2 separate regions of the Mus musculus genome follow, and region 2 is linked to region 1. The links are chromatin loops, found by intact Hi-C in ENCODE. Cell type or tissue: left cerebral cortex. All regions are shown on one strand. Each heading gives the region's core, and the rest is flanking DNA. Links, peaks and the distances in the headings are about the cores only. Region 1 overlaps Cachd1 (cache domain containing 1). Region 2 has its middle 40 kb from the start of Gm46888.

Region 1 (2,915 bases), core at 249-2,748:
AGTGACATACACGGCTATCGACCCAGGCCTGCAAGATGCCCTGCAGCAGTGTGTCAACAGCAGATGTAACCAGAGGATGGAAAGTGGGTAAGAGACCTTCCTGAAAGCTGGGTGTGGTGGGACATGCCTTTAACCCAGCACTCGGGAGGCAGAGGCAAGAGAATCTCCGTGAAGCCAGCCTGGTCTACAAAGTGAGTTCAGCACAGCCAGGGCTACTATACAGAGAAACCCTGTATCAAGAACTGACACACACACGAGAGAGAGAGAGAGAGAGAGAGAGAGAGAGAGAGAGAGAGAGAGGGAGAGACTATCTTGAGATCAGTGCTTAGCAACCCCACTGAGCCTCTGCAGCCAGTGCTTGGTTCCCTATCCTTCATGCTTTAAGGAGATGTCCTTTGTGGGGCGCTAGTATGGTTCTTACACCATGAGCCTTATGTCTCACAGATGAACTCTTTCATTCCCACTGGTTACAGGTATTTGACTCTTGCTCTAGGCTGAAAAGGGCCTCTGCTGTGTGTATGAGGTCATTTTGTTTCAATAAGCAAAGTGCAAGAGATGTTGCAAGGGATTAGGATCTGGGCTTCCAAACAGGACCCAGCAGCCATCAAGGCTTCTCTGGGAAGTATTGCAGAACTCATTAGTTTTCCCTTCTCCGAAAACAGATCTGCTCCAGGGTAGTTCTGAGAACTACCAGCCCTGTGTCCCCTGCAGCAGGCTGCTCCCCTCTGGGTGTTTTGGACTAGGCATGGGGCAGAGGCTATGGCAGACCTGGAGGAGGGAATTCCCTCCCTCTGCCTGCTGGTTACCATGTGGATCAGGCCAAGCGAGGGCACAGAGGGCATGTCAGCCTCGTCTTTGGTTGAGCTGAGGAAAGGGTCACCCAAGCACTGATTAACATGGGTTGTCACGCTACATTTAGGAGCAGGTAGCATTGCCACCAGTGTAATTTTTTAAGAGCCTCACTATGCACGCGGCTCAGGAGACTGGCTGTTAGGAAAGCTCTTTTAAACAGACTGACTACTCTTTTCCTGAATGTATTTGTCTATTATTTCTTCCTTTTCCAACAAAAACCAACATAATGACCACTCACATGGGGCATGTTAGACCAAAACCAAACAACCCTGGGGCCATTTGCCTTTGATCTTCTGAGATGACTTTGAATAAGACCACACTAATTCCCACGTGGAGGTTGTAAGGTAACTCAGAATACTTGGCCTTCTCTCATTGTCCTGTGGCCGAGAGGCATGCAATAGCCACCCTCAGGTTAAAAACTGCTCTCCCCACTTGACAAGGAAAGGGGCTTGACAGGCAGCCATTCAGAGCTGGAGTAAAGCTGGGGCCCTGAGATCTGACTAAAGGCCAACTTACCCGCCCTCCCGCTCATACTGCTTCCTTAAACATTGTCAACCTGCCAGGGACTGTTTCGGTGTGCTGGACTGCGAATGGTGTGTGGTGGACAGTGATGGAAAGACTCACCTGGACAAATCCTACTGTGCGCCCCAGAAAGAATGCTTCGGGGGGATCGTGGGAGCCAAAAGTCCCTATGTTGATGACATGGGAGCCATCGGTATGTTGACTAGGGATCCATGGTGATTTGACTCTTGAATGCAATTTTCTGCCTGTATCCTGGGACCAACATTAATCATCCTTTGCCCAGCTTCCCTGATTCGTTTGCCCAGTCATCCTTAGTTAAAAAAACCCAAGGCAGATAATTACCTTCAGAGCTGGCTACACACTCTGTGCAGTGAGCAGCCAACCATGCTGCCAAATTTTGCAAGCCTGGAATTCATTCCCATGAAGCTGACTTTAAGAAACTCTGGCCTGGTTTCCACATGGCTGAACTCGAGTCCGCTTGGATGTGCATCCCAGCTGTCAGAGCACAGGGCCTGCCTGGGGTGTGCTAGCTCATCCCCGAGCCTTCCCTTTCCCCTTCCCACCTTACAAGGTTTCAGCTACCCACCACTGTTTAGGGCAATGAGGTCAGCAGATGCCAAGGCTGCTTAGGGTTGCTATAGCAGCTTAGGGTATGGACAAAGACACCATATGAAGAGCCCCCTGGGATCAGGTCACCAGTTCTTGAAGATACTACCAAAGACTCTATTTATCATTGGATTTTTTTTTCCAGTGTCTTCCCAGAATCAGCAGCATGCCCTTGCTCTTAGCTGGCAAATTTGAGTCACCGTATCTAAGCCACTAGTGAATGTAGACGTTTCTCATCTTGGTATACAGTTGTGACCCCATAAACCTATTATGGGTTGAAAAAAAAATGTCAAAATGTTTTTTAATACACTCAGCCTGCTGAATGTTAAATAACTTAACAGAACAGTTCACCACAGAGTGCTGGTTTTTTAACCCTTGTGAGCCCAGGGCTGATTGGGAATTGCCATAACCTGCATCAAGAGAATATCTATCTTCCATATTCCAAGCCCAAGATTCCAAAGCCCAAGCCATTTTTACTGAATGCTTCATTACTTTTTACCATCATGAAGGTGACAAATGAGTCAAATCATCACAAATTAGGGACCATCTGTATCTTGCTTTTTTTTTTAAGGTTTATTTATTTATTTTGTATATAGGAGTACATTGTTGTCATCGTCAGACACACCAGAAAAGGGCATCCAATTCCAAATACAGATGGTTGTGAGCCACCGTGTGCCTGCTGGGAATAAAACTCAGGACCTCTGGAAGAGTAGTCAGGGCTCTTTACAGCTGAGCTGTCTCTACAGCCCTGTATCTTGCTTTTAAATGTCTACACATCTACCCTGACTGAAGGGAGGCTATATTCTCTCCTACGGGGCTGTGGGTTTGAGTTCTTGTGTTACTGCTGAACCAGATAAGGGCACCGTTCACACAAATATACTCCAGAGGGGTATTGTCTGTGCTTGCAGGAGGCCACACCTCTGCAACGTGGCCTG
Region 2 (2,915 bases), core at 274-2,773, 260 kb before region 1:
AAGCAATGGACCTGAGAGAGCAGCTTTGGTTAGCTACCTGTTCGGTCTTTGATACTGACCACATTTGCACCCTTCTAAACTGTGGGCAGGGGGCAAAGTGAAATCTCCAACAGCTTGATTATCTCCTAAAGGGAGTCAGCTATGGACAAAAATAACTGAAATGCAAAGCCCATTGTGACAAAACCAACAGGAAAAATATAGGAGAGACAAGGAGAGGAAAGAGATTAATTATGTAAGATGTTAAATTAAAAAAAAAAAAAAGGGACTTTGCTGTGTCACTTGAGAACAACCACAGTAGGCCAAGAACCTTGTGTAACTTTGTTACAGCAGAGCAAGGCATCAGGGTGGACAGAAGGATCTTGTCTTGGAGTAGAGGATTTACAGAAGGTGGTGGGAGGCTTCTCCGGAGAGAAACGCATGCTGGGTGCTGCCCTTCTGGTTCCTGGGCAGTGGGATTTGCTATCCTTGGCCTCTGGACAAATGTCAGACAAGCAGCCAGTGACTGAACACAGACTAAGCACACAGCCCAGCTGATGGCAAATCTGACCAGGAGCTGACTAGATCCTTAGTGACCTCTGAGCCAGGAGCCAGGGCCAAGCACAGGCACACACACAGGGCAGACATTCACATGGGGGAAGTTTGAGGTTTGATTGTTACCCTGGACCAAGCTGAAGTCATGTGATTCTTAGGCTAGCATGGGCTTTTGAAATGCTGGAACAAGACTATTTGCTATCTAAGCACAACTGGAAAGCCATACCACTTGTCCTAGATTTATCCAGGGTGGGTTTAAACTAAGGGAAAGACAGAGAGGAATAGAAAAAAATGATCGTCTCTGGGGAAAATTATCCAGTGACAATTCACTCAATAAAACTATTTTTTTTCATATATTCTAGCCGATTACCTCTAAAGAAAGAAGGGAACAAAAAACAGAAAGTTACTGTTCACAGACGTCATCATAGCTACCGTAGATTCTGTTCCCACATTCCAATAAGAGAGGGGAAAGAAAAGCTGAATACCATGGATACTCACTTAAAATACACAAAAGCAAAGGTCTAACCCTTAGAGTATAATAAATACATAGCGGAGGGGGCTGGCGAGATGGCTCAGTGGGTAAGAGCACTGACTGCTCTTCCAAAAATCCTAAGTTCAAATCCCAGCAACCACATGGTGGCTCACAACCATCTGTAATGGGATCTGATGCCCTCTTCTGGTGTGTCTGAAGTCAGCTACAGTGTACTTACATATAATAATAAATAAATCTTAAAATAAATAAATAAATACATGCATGCCTACATACATACATAGCGGTGTTTCCCTCCCTCTAGAGTGTTTCCTAATGGTTCTTCCTAAGATGTCCTGCAGAGGGAGCCACTTTTCCAACTTCTGCCAAAGGAGATTAGCTTTGATTGTCCTACTATTCAGTTAAATGATGTTTCTTTATGTCTAACTTCTTGTAGCTGCAAACAGCTCCTGAAACTCATCAACACTGCTGCACTTGTGCATGGCTCATCCTTAATATCCCTCAGTGAAATCCAGGATTACAAATACTGGTCTCCTCCTTCCTCCCACGGGCATTTACTTAGCTCTGGTTTGTGCCTGTTACAACAAAACTCACAATGAACCATCTTGTGCAAATATGGGAAGCTCATTGCCCTTAGATAAATACCTAAGAGCAGAACTGCTGGGTTTGCATGAGCGTTTGTTGACCTCAATGAGAAATGGCTGTTTAAAACCGTCGCCAGTGGTAGAAGAGAACTCCAGTTGCTTCCCACCTGTGTTTACTAGCACTGCAACCCCAGGGTGGCTGCAAACAATAAACTTCTATTGCTGCACAGCTGTAGATCCTAAAAGTCCAATAACAAGAAGTTGGCAAAGCCATGCTGTCCTTGAAACCTGGAGGAGCAGAGGGTCCGTTCCAGCTCTGGTAGCTCCTGGTGATCTTTGGCTTGGAGGTCAGGACTCTAATCTTCACCTTTATCCTCATGTGATGTTCCTCCTGATGTCCTGTGATCAGCCACGCGTCTTATGAAAACAGAATGGGTTAGATTGTAGGGCTCCCTCGAGCCAAAATGTCCTCATCAGTTCCATCTTGCAACCACTTTCTTCACACACAGGAGAGGTGCATCTTTTTTGGTGGGATGTGATTCCACTCATAGTAACACTTTTCAACCTTTGATGTTGTCACTTCATCTTTCTAATCTAAGAGGTGTGGTGTAGGATCTAATTATGGTTAAGATGTGTAGTGGCCCTTGGGAGGCAGAGGCAGGTGGATGTCTGGGAGTTTGAGGCCAGCCTGGTCTACCTGGCTTAATCTAGCACAGCCAGAGCTACATAATAGAAAGACACTGTCTCAAAAATAGATAGATAGATAGATAGATAGATAGACAGACAAATAAACTTGCTTGACCTGATGACTGCTGTCCTGCACACATTTACATGGGGTGGCTCTTCAGGTTTCCTACTCACAACTTCTTTTTTCTCTTTTCAAGAGTTATTTGCACATAATGAAGTGTGTCTATTTAAGCCTCGAGTGTCGCATGTTTTCACTTTACATATTTTTCCTGAGTACCCAGGTACCCCTGAATACCCCAGTAGCACAGCCAAAAAGTAGATGTTAAACACAGTATGTAGTTTGGCTACAATGGAATTAAATTGGAAATCACAGACAAAGTGCCTAGAATATTTCTAATGATAGGTCAAGAAAAAGTTACAAAGAAAACCATATTTGACATATGTTTTTTCTACTCCTTGTTTCCTCAAAGCATTTATTCTGAAGGGACATTGAATTTGACTGAAGGCCTTTTTTTGTATAAATTGATACGCTCTATGGTTTCTAACCCTATGGGTACTTATGTACTAAATTACAGTTATGAATATGTGAATGCTGAACCAAGTTTGCATCTCTGGAATGAGGC

The links. Peaks named below come from ENCODE experiments on the same cell type or tissue, not always from the same donor. Only the 100,000 strongest peaks of a DNase experiment are listed, where the experiment ranks them.
Region 2: a loop joins it to region 1, with 4 times the contacts of the local background. A loop is called at or near these places in 27 of 42 quality-filtered maps.

What each region holds. Positions count from the first base shown.
Region 1 is chr4:100,989,409-100,992,323 of GRCm38, forward strand. Cachd1 (cache domain containing 1) reads left to right here. Exons shown (of 27, transcript NM_198037.1): 22 at 1-87; 23 at 1,416-1,567. Among named protein-coding and RNA genes, the nearest start is that of Raver2, 78 kb to the right of the region's middle. In left cerebral cortex, for the core only: no CTCF peak of the experiment used is centred there; a DNase peak (open chromatin) is centred at 1,707.
Region 2 is chr4:100,727,723-100,730,637 of GRCm38, forward strand. No RefSeq gene overlaps it. Among named protein-coding and RNA genes, the nearest start is that of Gm46888, 40 kb to the left of the region's middle. In left cerebral cortex, for the core only: a CTCF peak has its summit at 1,358 (motif pointing right); a DNase peak (open chromatin) is centred at 1,347.